Regions from separate parts of the Homo sapiens genome. Here region 1 is linked to region 2. A link is a loop called in an ENCODE intact Hi-C map of the cell type or tissue named here. Cell type or tissue: Caco-2. All regions are shown on one strand. Each heading gives the region's core, and the rest is flanking DNA. Links, peaks and the distances in the headings are about the cores only.

What was found. Peaks named below come from ENCODE experiments on the same cell type or tissue, not always from the same donor. Only the 100,000 strongest peaks of a DNase experiment are listed, where the experiment ranks them.
Region 1: it touches region 2 in a loop (11-fold over the local background); 1 of 110 quality-filtered maps calls a loop at or near these places.

Annotation. Positions count from the first base shown.
Region 1 is chr15:38,426,026-38,433,834 of GRCh38, forward strand. No RefSeq gene overlaps it. Among named protein-coding and RNA genes, the nearest start is that of FAM98B, 24 kb to the right of the region's middle. In Caco-2, for the core only: no CTCF peak of the experiment used is centred there; DNase peaks (open chromatin) are centred at 3,906 and 4,276.
Region 2 is chr15:38,590,598-38,598,406 of GRCh38, forward strand. No RefSeq gene overlaps it. Among named protein-coding and RNA genes, the nearest start is that of RASGRP1, 30 kb to the left of the region's middle. RefSeq lists an enhancer at 2,723-3,922. In Caco-2, for the core only: no CTCF peak of the experiment used is centred there; a DNase peak (open chromatin) is centred at 3,074.

The DNA.
Region 1 (7,809 bases), core at 1,404-6,403, 160 kb before region 2:
TATATGTCCAGGTGCGGTGGCTCACGCCTGTAATCCCAGCACTTTGGGAGGCCCAGGTGGGTGGATCGCGAAGTCAGGAGTTTGAGACCAGCCTGACCAATGTGGTGAAACCCCGTCTCTACTACAAATACAAAAATTAGCCGGATGCGGTGGCACGTGCCTGTAATCCCAGCTACTCAGGAGGCTGAGGCAGGAGAATTGCTTGAATCCAGGAGGCGGAGGTTGCAGTGAGCCAGGATCAGGCCACGGCACTCCAGCCTGGGAGACAGAGCAAGACTCTGTCTCAAAAAAAAAAAAAAAAGATATACATTCTAATGTTTGATAGCAAAGTAAGGTGACTATAGTTAGCAACAATGTATTGTATATTTCAAAATGGCTAGAAAAGAGGACTTGAAATGTTCCCAACACATAGAAATAATAAATACTCAAGGTGATGGACACCCCAGATACCCTGACTGGATCATTACACATTCTGTGCATATGAAAAAATATCACACATACTGCATAAATATGTGTAATATGTATCAGTAAAAAAACCAGGCCTGGGCAGGTGAATCACTGGCATAGGTAATAAGGATGATACCACCCAGTGAGTGGCCTGGCAGCTGGAATAGTTGTTTAGACTGGAAAATACCTAGGAGCCTAAATCTTAAAGTGCAGAGAGGATGACGTGAAAGGCATAATGAAGATCTGCACTCTAAATGGTGGCTCGGTGGCACAGTGGGTGTTGGATGCCATAAAAGGTACTTGTGATGACTCATTGGTGAGAAAAATAGATACACAGAATATTTAGAGGAGAATTGGAAAGACTGGATTGAAATTCAAGGTCCCTCACTAAGTCTCCTTGTCCTTTCCCTCCCCCATGCTTTTGGAACATGTTCTTAAAATTTATTATATTTTATTTTATTGACTGATTTATTTTTCAGAGACAAGTTCTTACTCTGTCACTCAGGCTGGAGTGCGTGGTGCAATCATGGGTTACTACAGCCTTGAACTCCTGGGCTCAAGAAATCCTCCCATCTCAGCCTCTCAAGTAGCTGAGATTATAGGCACACACCATCATGCCTTAAAATTATTATTTTAAATGTACAATTCAAAGGGGGAAGTTCTCAGATCTATGTGCTATTGCTCAGACTGAAAATATATGCAAATATTTAGTACAAGAGTTTTTTCCAAACTTTACTTTTTATTTAGTCATCTAAAGAACTTTAAAATATACAGATTCCTAGACCCCATCCCCTCCACTGGATCAGAATCTCTGAGGATGGAGCCTGGAAGTGCCTGTCTAGAAAGCCCTCCAGGTGGTTCTGACATCCCTGCTTCTGGGCCAGCTGTGAGTGAAGTCAGTCAAACCCCTGTGTTTTTGCATTCTTAATTAAATAACATGGAAAAGCTAGGACCCAAAATACAACTGGAATGATTCCTTGCAGCAGCAGTTCTCAAAAAATGATTGTTGAATGAGAAATCTTTGCTCAAAGAAATGTTAGCCTGATCTGTAAACTGTGAGGCCAACAAGAGGATCAACCTGAATTACTCCAGCAGGTGGTGGTATGGGATGTAGAGGTAGGGGTGAGGTTAGCTGCATCCTGCCTTTGGCTGAGAGGCTCACTCACACTTCTGTCACCTTTTGTGTAAAGAATAGCAGCAGGATCCAGCATTCTCCATTCTCTTCTCCAGTCAGAAACATTGAATTGCCAAATATATTTTCCTGAAAATCTCTCTCTCTCGTCTCTCTCTCTCTTCATCTCTTTTGAGACTGGCTCTAGCTATATAACCCAGGCTGGTCACAAACTTCTGGCCTCAAGCAATCCTCCCACCTCAGCCTCCTGAGTACCTGAGTAGCTGGAATTACAACCACAAGCCACCATGCCTGACTAAAAACCTCTTTTTGTCTTGATATTCCTCTAATCAGAAATCTGCATTGGCACTTTAGTTCCTACCAGATAAAATAGAAATCTGGAGGTCTGGTGTTTCAAGACTGGTCTCAATCTACATTTCCAAACTTATATTCCATTCCTCTCCCTTTTGGAGGTCTTCTCCTGGCCCGAGCTGTCCTGGTTACTCTTTCCATAATTGTTTTCAACTTCCTTACCTTAACCCCTTTCTGGAATGTCTTCTTTCTCACCCAGGTTGAAATTTTACTCTTCAGTCAAAGCCCCACTCCCTTCCTGTGCCTTGGTGGAAGAGTTTTCTCCACTGCTGCTGGTCTGTAATGGCCTCTCCTGCCTCTGAGGTGCTATTAAGACTGACTGCCTATGTTACTTTTGGCCTTGACTATAACTAGTAACTATAGCTTTGAAAACAGGATGATATTGGATTATTATTTATTTTCCCCTCAGGGTATATAGTTCAGCACCTTGTACAAAATATGCATTCAACAAACAGAAGTCAATTTATTGAATATTAGATGTTATTTATTAGTTACTTAGAAATATAACCTCATATAAATGTCAAGAGTATGGGGGTTTGAATGGTAATTCTTCTACATCAAAGCATGGCATAGTAGGTACTGTGAAATGCACCCTGCTCTCCCCCATTGAATATGTATGCACACACACACACACACACACATACAAACACACACACACACACACACACACACACACAAGCTTATCTTTGGAGTTCAGGTGAGAGCATCTTAACCTCAGAAAACGTTATCAGGCTTGTATTAGTCAAGAGTAACTCCTAAAAGTAGCTTGAACAAAGTAGCTTTAAAAAACAGGAGCGTATTAGCCTCTGTGATGGGCAATTCAAGAGATGGATTTTTTAGGCAGAGCTAGATTGAGGGGTTCCAGTGTGCCCCAGCTCTGCTTTAATCCATGTTGATTTAATTCTCAGGCAAATTCTTTCCACGCGATGATGGAATAACTCCAAGTTCAAGTCCTTACAATGGGAGATCCCAGAGAACAGAGAGCATCTCTTTCCAATACCATAGAGACCTGCTCTATGAGTGACCACTGCTTTCTTATTGATGATGTCCCTGGAACTATTCTGCTACATCCATGTATTACAGGGGACACCCCGTGGCAATCCTAATCCCTAGTTAATCCCCACTTTCCTAATCCTACTTCAGAAGCAGCCTCCAATCCAGAACCGATGTTCAGTTCCTGGATCCTGCTCAAAATCCTTCAGTGAAACACACACTGTACAGAAGACGTTTCCTGCTCCTTCTTGTTGAGTGGTCTGCCACAGTGCTTCTGCCATGTGCTCCCTCACTGAAAATCAATACATCTGATTTTGTCAGATTATACATTGTGCCCAGTGGTCTTTGGCTAATTAAGCTTTAACAGGGAAAGAGGAGAAATGAGCTGCTATATATTGCTTTTACCCTAAATTAGTCCCTAGAGGATGTTTTCTGATCATATTTTTTTCCTGTGTCCTTGACTTCCTTAAGCAGCGCCTGTTCATTTTCACTGGAAATGTTCCAAATGGATCAGAATAATTTTGACATTGTGTCACCAGGGACATCCTCCTTTTAATATCTAGCATCACACAAAAACAAACATTGCATTAGTCCTGAAAGAGTTCTGACTCTACATAATTAATTTTCAACACAAAACTAATATAAATAGGAATGTGGAAAAAATAGGTATTAAAGGTAAAATGGAGGCTGGGCACAGTGGATCATGTCTGTAATCCCAACACTTTGGGAGGCTGAGGCAGGAAGATCACTCGGGCCCATGAGTTCAAGACCAGCCTGAGCAACATGGTGAGACCTCATTTCTACAAAAACATACAAAAATTAGCCAGATGTGGTGTGTGTGCCTGTACTCCCAACTAATCAGGAGGCTGAGGTGGGAGGATCACATGAGCCTGGGACGTTGAGGCTGCAGTGAGCCATGATGTGGGTTTGAATGGTAATTCTTCTACATTAAAGCATGGCATGGTAGGTACTGTGAAATGCACCCTGCTCTCCGCCATTGAATATGTATGCACACACACACAGCCTGGGTGGTAGAGCAAGACCTTATCTCAAAAAAAAAATTTAAAGATAAGATGGAAATGGAAATATGACAGATCAAGATAGTGACTGCTTGTAGCCCAATGTAAACTTATCTGTTTGAATTTCTTCTCTTTAGAAGCTTATTTCTATACCATTAAGTTCATGTTATCTGTGCTGCTTAACAAACCTATTTGCCAACTTCAAATAACTATTTCACCAACCTCGTGGATTCTTTGGGTCAAGAATTCAGAAAGGATACAGTGGGGATGGCTTATCTCCTTTTGGTATATCTGGGACCTCAGCTGACAATGACACAAACACTGGGAGTGATGATGGCTGGGAGCAAATGTCAGCTGGAGGTTTTGTCTTTCACATGTCTGGCAGTCGATGCTTGCTGTGTGCTGGGACATCAGTTGTAGCTGTAGGCCAGAACACCTACCTAGGACCCATTCAGGGGGATTGTACTTCCCGCTAGTATCATGGCCTCAGAATTTTCTTACATGGCAGATCAGAGCACCAAAGGCCAGTGTCTCAAAAGGACCACTTGGGAAGAGTGTTGCCTTTGATACTTAGCCTGCAGTACAGCATCACTTCCACTGTGCTCTAGTGGGCTACCAGTCACATGCCTTCCCACATTTGAGGGGAAGGTACATGGGCCCTACCTGTCCATGGAGGAAGTGCCAAAGAATTTATGAACATGTTTTAAAACTGTCACAAATAATGATTCCTCCCCCTGTCTCTTTCTCTCTTTCCTTTTCCCTTTCTCTCTCTCTGTCTTTATATGTATCCAGTGATATCTATCATGTATTTATGTAGTGGTATACATTCAGGGATTCTTTCTGGAACTCATTTCTTGCTCTCAAGACATACCATACGTATTTTCAGTAATTTTACATTTGGAGTAAACTCAATTCAACTTAATTGGATTCAACTAAAGCTGAAATTTACTGAGAAAAGTATTCTGTGAAAGGGTTGAGTTCAATCCATAGTAACTTTAACTGGGGATTGAAAAATAGAAGTTTTGTCCTGTAGGGCAATCTGAGTACAGTCGTCCTTCGGTATGTGAGGAATTTGTTCTATGTCACCTACCTCACCCCACCTTGGATGCCAAATACTTAAAATTATCTCTAGATTACTTATGATACCTAATACAATGTAAATGCTGTGTAAATAGTTGTTATACTGTATTTTTATTGTGATATTGTGAATTTTTTTTTCTAATGTGTTCAATCTGAGGTTGGTTGAATCCCCAGATGTGGAACCTGAGGATATGAGTGTAATGGCATGGCTTCCATTGTGAGCCACTGCAATGCATTTTTGTTTGAGTTTTGGGGTGGAGGCTAGGGAAAAATACAGTTGATCTTTGCTGTTAGAAAAGTACTGATTATACTGATTAAAAAGAAAAAGCCATCCCTCACCTGTTAGTGACTACCAATTTGACCTAATAGTCTCTGGACAGTGAGAGTAGATTATTCAAGGTTGGGACCAGTTAATGAGTGGTTTCAGGCTTAAATTACACAAAAAATAAAAGCAGAAAAAAAAAAACTAGATTCTGGCACCGATAAATCAGATTAATTTATTCTGGTAGTCCAAGTGTATTTAAAATATCAATAAATGTAAAAAAGAAATAGTCAGGTTCCCAGGGGAGTGTTTTTCTGGAAGAACCCACTTTAGTGTCAAAATTTTACTGGTCTTCATCCAAAACATTTGAAAGCAGGGAGGGATTTTGAATCCTAGGCATAAGGATAAGCAGTTTGCTGGAGTGAAAAATGACAGATTCTTGTTTTTACAAAGATCACCAAATAATTTGCTTCTGGGAAAACAGAATTGATCAGATATAATATTTGTTTTCCTTGTTAATTATTTGTTAGTGTTGCTCACAAGATAGGCATCCCAATTCACCAAAGCCCCTAGTGGGATGGCTGTCATACAACAGTGTCTGTGAAGATCTTCTGTGTTTGAACCAATGCAGGAGAAAATATTATCCTCCATAAAAGGTAGCTTTGAGATTTTGAACCCAAACAGTTTACGTGCAGTAAGGTGTACAGTCTGCCACAAATACTTTATATTTGATCATCACTATCTTCTTTGTCATAAATGCTTGAAACTAATAAAATATGAAGTCAATGTTAATGAATTAGCATTTAGCATTTTATGGCTGTGGGTTACCATGCCTACCACTTAAAATAAGTCTGTGTTCCTAGCATTATATATGGATCAAGAAAAGGGAATGTTTGTGGTTTGAACTGGATAAAAATGAATGCAAAGTTGGTTAATGAGTTATTGCTTGTGAAATAAAACAGCAAAGACTACTTCTAACTATATGATAACTTTTTTGTAATGCCTTCAGAGAAACATCAGGTAATGCTATTAACAATTGCCTATTTAATGTTTACTCATATAAGGGCTGCCTTCATGTATAAATACATACATATATCCTATATTTGCACTCAAATTTAACATCAAAGAGTATGATACTGCTAAGGTGAACCTTTGCTGTTTGGGTTGCCCAACATTTATTCCCCTTCCTGTCAGTAACAACAGTTCCCCTGTTGTTTGGGGATCCCTTTCTACCTCCAAGTACTCAGAGGATACTAATTCTACTGTCAGATTCAGGACTGGGTCTTGATAGGCTTCAATCAATGAGCACAGCCTCTCCTTCTGGCCACAGTGTTAGTACAAGAATAAGCACAGATCTGGTTTGGACCCAAGACAAGTAAGATGTGACTGAAGTCTCTTTCCAGACACTTTTCTTTTTCTGAGAGCATCATCATCAGAACTCCTTTGTGATATAAAGATGCATAAAACCAGGAAGTCTACATCAGGGGCGTTAGAGCTGAGAGGGTTTCAGAGAAATAGAGCCAAGGCCTTGTGAAGAGTCTCTGGATCAAACCATTCCTAAAACCAGAAATATTCTTCCACTATGAATTTACATGAGCCAACACATTCCTATTTTAGCTTCAGTCAATTCAGACTGGGGTTTCTGTTAGTTGTGGCAATAAGAGTCCTAAGTGTGACATAGACTAAAGTGTTCAGTAAAAGAAAGAGCAAAATATTTAGCTGAATTGATCACCTTATTTACATATAAATGTCCATAAGATAGAATTTGTAATATTTCAATATAATGTTACATAAGGTGGCTTTTCTTCCTCCCATCCCCCTGTCCTGGTTCCTGGTGAGAATGAAATAAGGAAATGAGTTATCGAGGGAATATTGGAACATTCTTATTTTACCTTTTGAGGAAGATTCTAGTGTTTTAAGTGATTCTAGCGAAATCAGAGGAAACTTTCTCCTTTTCAGGTTATCACCTCTGACAGTCTGACAGAGAAGGAGGCACATTAAGAAGAATAATGAGGTCCAGCCCAGGCTTAGCAGAATAGGTGAAGCTCTATTACTATAAAAATCTAAGGTGCACAAGGTGGAGAATGATGGCTGTCATGCTATGCCTGTGTTACATACATTATTTTTAAAAACAGCTTTTTGAAGTATAATTGACATATCATAAATGGCACTTATTAAAGTATGCGATATGATAAATTTTGGCATATTTATACACATGTGCATTCATCACTGCAATCAAGATAGTGAACACATCAATCACTTCCAAATGTTTCCTTCTGCTGCTCTGTAATCTTCCCTCTTACTTGACCTTGACAGCCTCTGCCCCCTACCTGTCTCCAGGCAACCACTGATTTGCTTTCTGTCACTGTAGGTTACCTTATTTTTCTATAATTTTTTTAATCTAAAATTTTATTTTAGATTCAGGGGTATATGTGCTTGTTTGTTACATGAGTATAACTTGTACAATGGGTGGGGGGTGGGCCTCTAGTGTACCCATCATGCAAATATTGGACATTGTACCCAGT
Region 2 (7,809 bases), core at 963-5,962:
TCTTCTCTGAAGCTGCCTCAGCCAGGACACCCCTAAACTAGTTCCAAAAAGGGTATGGCCTGGAAAGGGATCAGGGTCCATCTTTGCTTAATTTTGACTGAGCTCTATGCTCTTCAATTAGATAAGTGACACAGTAAAATGTCACTAATCCACACTCAGTAGTTTTAGAGATTAGTAATTCCAGAGGTATGAGATGAAGCTTCTGTTTTTTAAATATATGTATGAAGAAAGGGTTTATTAAGCCTAAGCATATGATTGTGGGAGCAAATTGTTAACCTGCTAAGAAGAAGACTACCTTTGAAGATTCACATAACTTTTAAAATGCTGGGGCTGGGTACTAATTACAGATAAGTTTAGCAAAGTAGATGGGTAGCATTCTAAAAGAATCTTCAATTAATGTATGTCCTGTGAAGTTGAGAAATAAGAATACCAATACAAAATTCTGTATCCTTAAAGATATTCTATAAGTCAGACTTTAAAAACAAACAAACAAACAAAAATACCTGGCACTGGGCTTCTTTATACCAATTGGCCCAAACTTGAGAAATTTAACTAGATATCATAAGATTGTGAGGCTTGGGGTGACTGATTGGACCACAACTTTTTGAGTGCAATCTAAGAACCATTGGGATTTAGGTGTGTTGTTCTCATGTGTGGGTCTGTTTATGAGCATGTGTTTTTATGTGTTCGTAAGTGTGTGCATGTGTGCAGGTGTATGCGCTATGATATGAAGGAAGATGTTTTTCAGACCCCCAAATTCCAGCAACCAGTTTGAAGACCACACAGAGGAAGGAGATCAGTGTGAGAATACAGCTTCTTCATCTTCCCATCCCATGACTTCCCCCTGCACTCTTCAAATAATCAATGATCTCCACACTTTGGCCCACTCCAAAACCCTAACCCTGAATTCCTCAGGGAGATGGATTTGAGGTTTCTTCTCATCTCCTTGTAAACTAAAAATAAAATTCGAAGCCCCCCAACCATCTGGATGGACCCCTCCACTCGGCCACTGGAGTTCTGAAATTAACCTGAAAAACCAGTTCCCGCTGTGATGGGAAGGGGAAGCTGGACATGTCTCATTCTACCCTCCTCCCTTTTGGAATGATGAATAGAGCAGACTTTAAGTCTGATAAGAAACATTGACGATCTATTCTCTCTGCAGTCTGCTACCTGGAGGTTTCCTCTGAATAATGGGAACCATGGTCTCCACAACCCCTTATCTTAACCTGGACATTCCCTTCTATTGATTCTAGGTATTTAGACAATAACTTAACACTTTCAACCAAATGCCAATTAGAAAATCTTTGAATCCACCTCTGACTTGGAAGTTGCCCCCCAACTTCTGGTTGTCCTGCCTTTCCGGGCCAAACCAACGTACATCTTACATGTATTGATTGACGTCTTATGTCTCCCTAAAATGTATAAAGCCAAGTTGTAGTCTGACTACACTGGACACATGTTCTCAGGATCTTCTGAGGGCTGTGTCACCGGCCATTGGTCACCCATATTTGGCTCAGAATAAATCTCTTCATATATTTTACAGAGTTTGACTCTTTTTGTCAACATCCTTATTTGGTGACCCTAAGATTAAATCTCTTTCTCTGCTGTGACCTAGTGTCTCGGCATATTGACTTGCCACATGCATCAGGCAATGAACCTTCTACTGTTACAGAAGGCAGAGAAAGTGGAAGCAGAAAGCAGAATGAAAGGTTCCGGGGTGTCTATTCCAATTCTTGGTGACAAACTGGACTTGACACCTGCTGGATAGGGGTTGATGGCCAGAAATGGATGGAACCATTTAAGAAAGACTGTGCAGCTCTGAGTATGAGCATGGCTGTTTTAAGATCAAGAAAAAATGTGGCTCACAGTTATCTGTTTTTGTCAAAACCCCAGCAGAATTCTGATGTACTAGGAATGGAAGCACTGGGGCATCCAGACGTGGCAGCGTAGCATGGATGTCTTGCTGTGGCAGTGAAGAGGTCATGCAGGAGAGAAAGAATGGGTGATGCCATAGGGCAATGGCAGACCATTATCAGCACAGTGATGTCCCTTTAGAGACTGCCAGACTGCCAGGACACAATGATGTCCCTTTAGAGACTGTTCTATGACACAGATGGAGATGTTAGAGGCAAAACAAATACACCTGCATGTGTCTGTGTTCCTGTGTTCCACTTAGCAATATATTATGAACATTTTTTCCATACAAGTACTTTTCATCTGTAATATAGGAGACCTCCCAGTTTTCCATGTTTGGGGATGTAAGATTTATTCAGGCGGGTGGATCACGAGGTCAGATTGAGACCATCCTGGCTAACCCAGTGAAGCCCCGTCTCTACTAAAAATACAAAAAAATTAGCCGGGAAAGGTGGCGGGCGCCTGTAGTCCCAGCTACTTGGGAGGCTGAGGCAGGAGAATGGCGTGAACCTGGGAGGCAGAGCTTGCAGTGAGCCAAGATCGCGCCATTGCACTCCAGCCTGGGCGATAGAGTGAGACTCCATCTCAAAAAAAAAAAAAAAAAAAAAAAAAAGATTTATTCAACTACTCCTCTTTCTTGCTGGTGCTTCCATTATTTTTTTCTCTACTGTAAAGCATTGTGTGATGAACATTCTTGAAACATTCACAAATCCATAATTATTTTCTTAGGACTAACTTACCTGAAAGTGGAATTGTTGGATCTAAAGAGGACAGGAATTATTCTGAGGCTTTTGAAGTGTAAAGGACAGTTTCCTTATATGTAAAATGAAAGGGTAAGATTAAAGTGGGTAGCTTTCAAGACTTTTTTTTCCCCTTTTTGTCAGTAGACTCTTCTAGCAGAAACTTCTGCAGAAACCCAGGAAATAAATGGATCAGAGGTGAACACACTCTGGTGGAGTGGGGCTGGGCCCGTTTTCTTCTGCCTTCCCTCCCTTTCTGCTGCCAGGGGCTCTAAGGGACATCCAGGTCTCAGAGGCACATAGTTTGCAAATCACAGGGCAAGGTGACCTTACATTCTTTTCCACCTGTGTTTGCTATCAGTCACTTTTACTGAACTGCTGGCCGTCTAGACAGGTCTGGCCACTGGGTCCTTTGGAGATCCCTATCACTGGATCCCTGCCACTGCCCCTTCCTAAGTGGTCAGTAAGTACTTGTTAATCTTAGATAGCAGCCATTTGACAACACATCAAAAGCAGGAGGGCTCCAGTGGGTAAACTTGAAACGGAAGAAACTGGACCACACCCAGTGGTGGGAGATGACCCAGGAGCCTGGACATGGCGATGAATTTCGGGAATTTTTATGACTCAGAACTTGGGGAATGTAGACATTATGTAATTAAAAAATGTAATTTAAAATATATGGGTAGTTTTGAGAATATGAAAGCTCTTCTTTTTGTAGATGAGAAAATGGAAACAAGACAAGGTAAAGGACTCACCCCAGGTCACACAGTAACTTAGTGGCATCATCAGGCATCATGACAACTACAAAACGCTCTTTTGCTTTTACAATTTTGAATATTTCCCTGCTTTCTCTAAAGAGAAAAGGATGGGGGGCGGACGAATGAGAAACTAACACTTAAAACATAAATTATGTGCCAGACAATGATCTAGATGCCTTCCTTATACTTATTTTTTTAACCCTGTTAAGATGGGAGCCTTGTGCTGTCTGGCACACAAGAACTTTGCCTCAGAAGTTCAGTCCTGGGTCCACAGGCACCCAGCAGTGATTGACAATGCTGTGATTTGGAATCCATCTCTGACTCCAAAGAACATCCTTTCCCAACTTAGTTCTGTTTTATTAACGTAGAAAGGTACCTAATGCCTAAATGTTAGAAAGCAAAGAAATCTGGGAAGTAACTTTAAGTAAATGATGCTGAACAAGAACCAAAACCTGTCAACAGACAAGTCTTTAAATAGGATAGGGACATTAGTTTGATTCAGACACATCAATGTAGGAAAAAAATATGACCCCAAACCCTGCCCAGAGCATGTCCTTGGAGGTCCTTTCTTGGCATGAAAGTTGGTGCTATAGGAAATGGTGTAAGATGTAAAGAGAAACCCTCTTCCTTCCTCAAGTCATATTCCTCAGGAAATACCATCTAGTGTCCAGTATTCTAAAGTCTTTGACTGGGAAACCCAGGACACTTTTCACAAGAATGTGAAGTTTAGGTCCACATCTCCAGAGTCATTTGGAAGATGTGGGCACCCATAGAGCAGGCCTGGGAATATAATCTTTAGGGAGCTAAGGAGATGTGAGAAATGAGGATATGTGCGTTGGTACCTTGAGTTCGAACTCTAGCACCAAACTTCATCCAATCCAAATCTGCAGAAGGAGGTTTTGACATGATTTGGGAGTGGGAGGGGGATTCTAGGCCTTGTCCACCAAGATTAAACTTCTTTTTGCAGTTCATAACACTACAGACCGAACGAACGGGCAGTAGGTATAAGGCTATTAGGATCATTAAGAGTTTACTGATGGAATTGGGCTTCCCTTGCACAAAGTTGTATGACTCATGAAGTCCATTGCAATGCAGCACAAGAGCCCATGGTTTCATGAGTGAAGCAGCCTTCACAGTCTCTCTCCTAAAACTGAATGTGGCTGGACCTCTGCAATGCTTTGTCACTTCTCTAACTAGTGGATACCAAAACTGCTTCCCTTTGCCCAGATCATATAAAAGTAGCTTTTTATTCCTGGAAACTACAAGCTGCCACACCAGTCTGGGGTACCCTTCATTGCCTCCCTACACTCACACCTGCCCCAAGCCCAGGCCCTGTCGGTGGCCTTCCTGATGTCCCCTGTGTTGTCTTTCCCTATGCTCAGTGCATTGATCTTTTCCCTCCTCTGTGATGCCATTGAGAGTGTCACTAGCTGCTCTCTCATATTGTTCTCGTTTTTCTTGTGTGTTAATCCCATTGAACCTAAAACCCATACATTTCTTGAAATTAGGGAAGGGATGAGGTGATGCATTTGACTAACATCAGTGTAGTAAATCTGACAGAATGAGTACCTGGGAATCAGACTTTGAAGTCAGATGGTCTGAGTTTGAATGTAGACTCTGCCTTGGTCAAGTTGCTTAACCCATCTGTGCTTCAGTGTCCTCATCTATAAGATGAGCATGATATGTCCCAGAGATTCTGGTATGTTGTGTCTTTGTTCTCGTTGGTTTCAAAGAACGTCTTTATTTCTGCCTTCATTTCATTATGTACCCAGTAGTCATTCAGGAGCAGGTTGTTCAGTTTCCATGTAGTTGAACGGTTTTGAGTGAGTTTCTTAATCCTGAGTTCTAGTTTGATTGCACTGTGGTCTGAGAGACAGTTTGTTATAATTTCTGTTCTTTTACATTTGCTGAGGAGAGCTTTACTTCCAACTATGTGGTCAGTTTTGGAATAAGTGCGGTGTGGTGCTGAGAAGAATGTATATTCTGTTGATTTGGGATGGAGAGTTATGCAAATGTCTATTAGGTCCACTTGGTGCAGAGCTGAGTTCAATTCCTGGCTATCCTTGTTAACTTTCTATCTCCTTGATCTGTCTAATGTTGACAGTGGGGTGTTAAAGTCTCCCATTATTATTGTGTGGGAGTCTAAGTCTCTTTGTAGGTCTCTAAGGACTTGCTTTATGAATCTGGGTGCTCCTGTATTGGGTGCATATATATTTAAGATAGTTAGCTCTTCTTGCTGAATTGATCCCTTTACCATTATGTAATGGCCTTCTTTGTCTCTTTTGATCTTTGTTGGTTTAAAATCTGTTTTATCAGAGACTAGGATTGCAACCCCTGCCTTTTTTTGTTTTCCATTTGCTTGGTAGATCTTCCTCCACCCCTTTATTTTGAGCCTATGTGTGTCTCTGCACCTGAGATGGGAAACTAGTTCAACCATTGTGGAAGTCAGTGTGGCGATTCCTCAGGGATCTAGAACTAGGAATACCATTTGACCCAGCCATCCCATTACTGGGTATATACCTAAAGGATTATAATTCATGCTGCTATAAAGACACATGCACACATGTTTATTGCGGCACTATTCACAATAGCAAAGACTTGCAACCAACCCAAATGTCCAACAATGATAGACTGGATTAAGAAAATGTGGCACATATACACCATGGAATACTATGCAGCCATAAAAAATGATGAGTTCATGTCCTTTGTAGGGACATGGATGAAGCTGGAAATCATCATTCTCAGCAAACTATCGCAAGGACAAAAAACCAAACACTGCATGTTCTCACTCATAGGTGGGAATTGAACAATGAGAACACATGGACACAGGAAGGGGAACATCACACACCGGGGCCTGTTGTTGGGTGGGGGGAGGGGGGAGGGATAGCATTAGGAGATATACCTAATGTAAATGACAAGTTAATGGGTGCAGCACTCCAGCATGGCATATGTATACATATGTAACAAACCTACACGTTGTGTACATGTACCCTAAAACTTAAAGTAAAATAAAAAAAAAATAAAAAAAAAAGATGAGCATGATAATGGTTCCTACCCCACAGAGTATTAATTAAACTAGATAACTCATCTAAAGTGCCTACCACATTATACATCCTCCAAAATGTCAGCTGCTATTATTATCCTCACAGTCAGACGCTGTGGTAGGCCATTTTCATTCATGGTCTCATCTATTCATCACAAGAGTTCGGTGGGCAGTGTAGGAGACAGCATTGGGTGCCTACACACCAGCCAGCTACTGCTCCATCCCTGTTGGCAGAGTCCTGCTCTCGTTTAGGTATTTGTCTTCTTCCCTATCCCCTGGTCGACATGGAAGGTGATTCTCTCCTCAGCCCAGGGGAAAGTACTGAATAGTCTAAGCCAATCATGTAACCTCTTACCAGTGATTGGTTCAGAGGTGGTCATGTGACATAGTATCAGCTAATGAAGTAGGAGGAGAAGCTTGGTCTGGTACCTGGTTGGGAAGCAGGGAAGGTTTCCTCACTGATACAAATGAGGCATGCAGGAAGACATCCTTCTTCCTTCCCCTGGACCTTGCGGTGTTTGGACATTTGCCTGGAATTGCCATGCTGTAAAGGAAGCCAACACAGAGGGAGAGGGGTAGAGCCTAGAGAACAGATGCAGGCCCCAATTACCTGGCATACCTGTGCTCATACTTGAGCACTTTCTGTTATGTAAAATGGGATGTCCCATGATTGTGTTAAAGCTCTTGAGTCATGCTTTTTCTGTAACTTACAGTCCCCACAAAAGCATCCTAACCAATGTAGTTAATTATTTTGCTCCCTGTGTTCCAGATGAAAAATTGAACCTCAAAGAGATTTACAGTATTTACTCCAAGAGTTAAACAGATAGCAAGTGGCCAGAAAAAGTAGAGTCTTTTTTTTTTTTTTTCTGAGGTCGGGTCTCTGTCTGTCACCCAGGCTGGAGTGCAGTGGTGCAATCATGGCTCACTGCAGGCTTGACCTCTATGCTCCCACCTCAGCCTCAAGAGTAACTGAGACTACAGGAGCACACCACCACACCTGTCTAAATTTTAAATTTTTGGTAGAGACAGGGTCTCACTGTATTGCCCAGGCTGGTCTCAAACTCCTGAGCTCAAGCAGTCTTCCCTCCTCAGCCTCCCAAAGTGCTAGGATTACAGGCATCAGCCATGGTGCCCTGCCCAAAGCAAAATCTTCTTATACATCCCCTCTGGCCTCTAGTGCCCAGGGCATCATAGAATGAATACTCGTTTAATAAATAGGCAGTGTCTCAGAAACTCATATGCTCACCAAGCTGTGTTACCCCAGGGCAGTGTAATAGCTGTGCTGCAAGGTGCGCTGAAAAATGCCATGCTTCAGCCACTTTTAATGACTTTCCAACTCCTCGATATGCGTGGT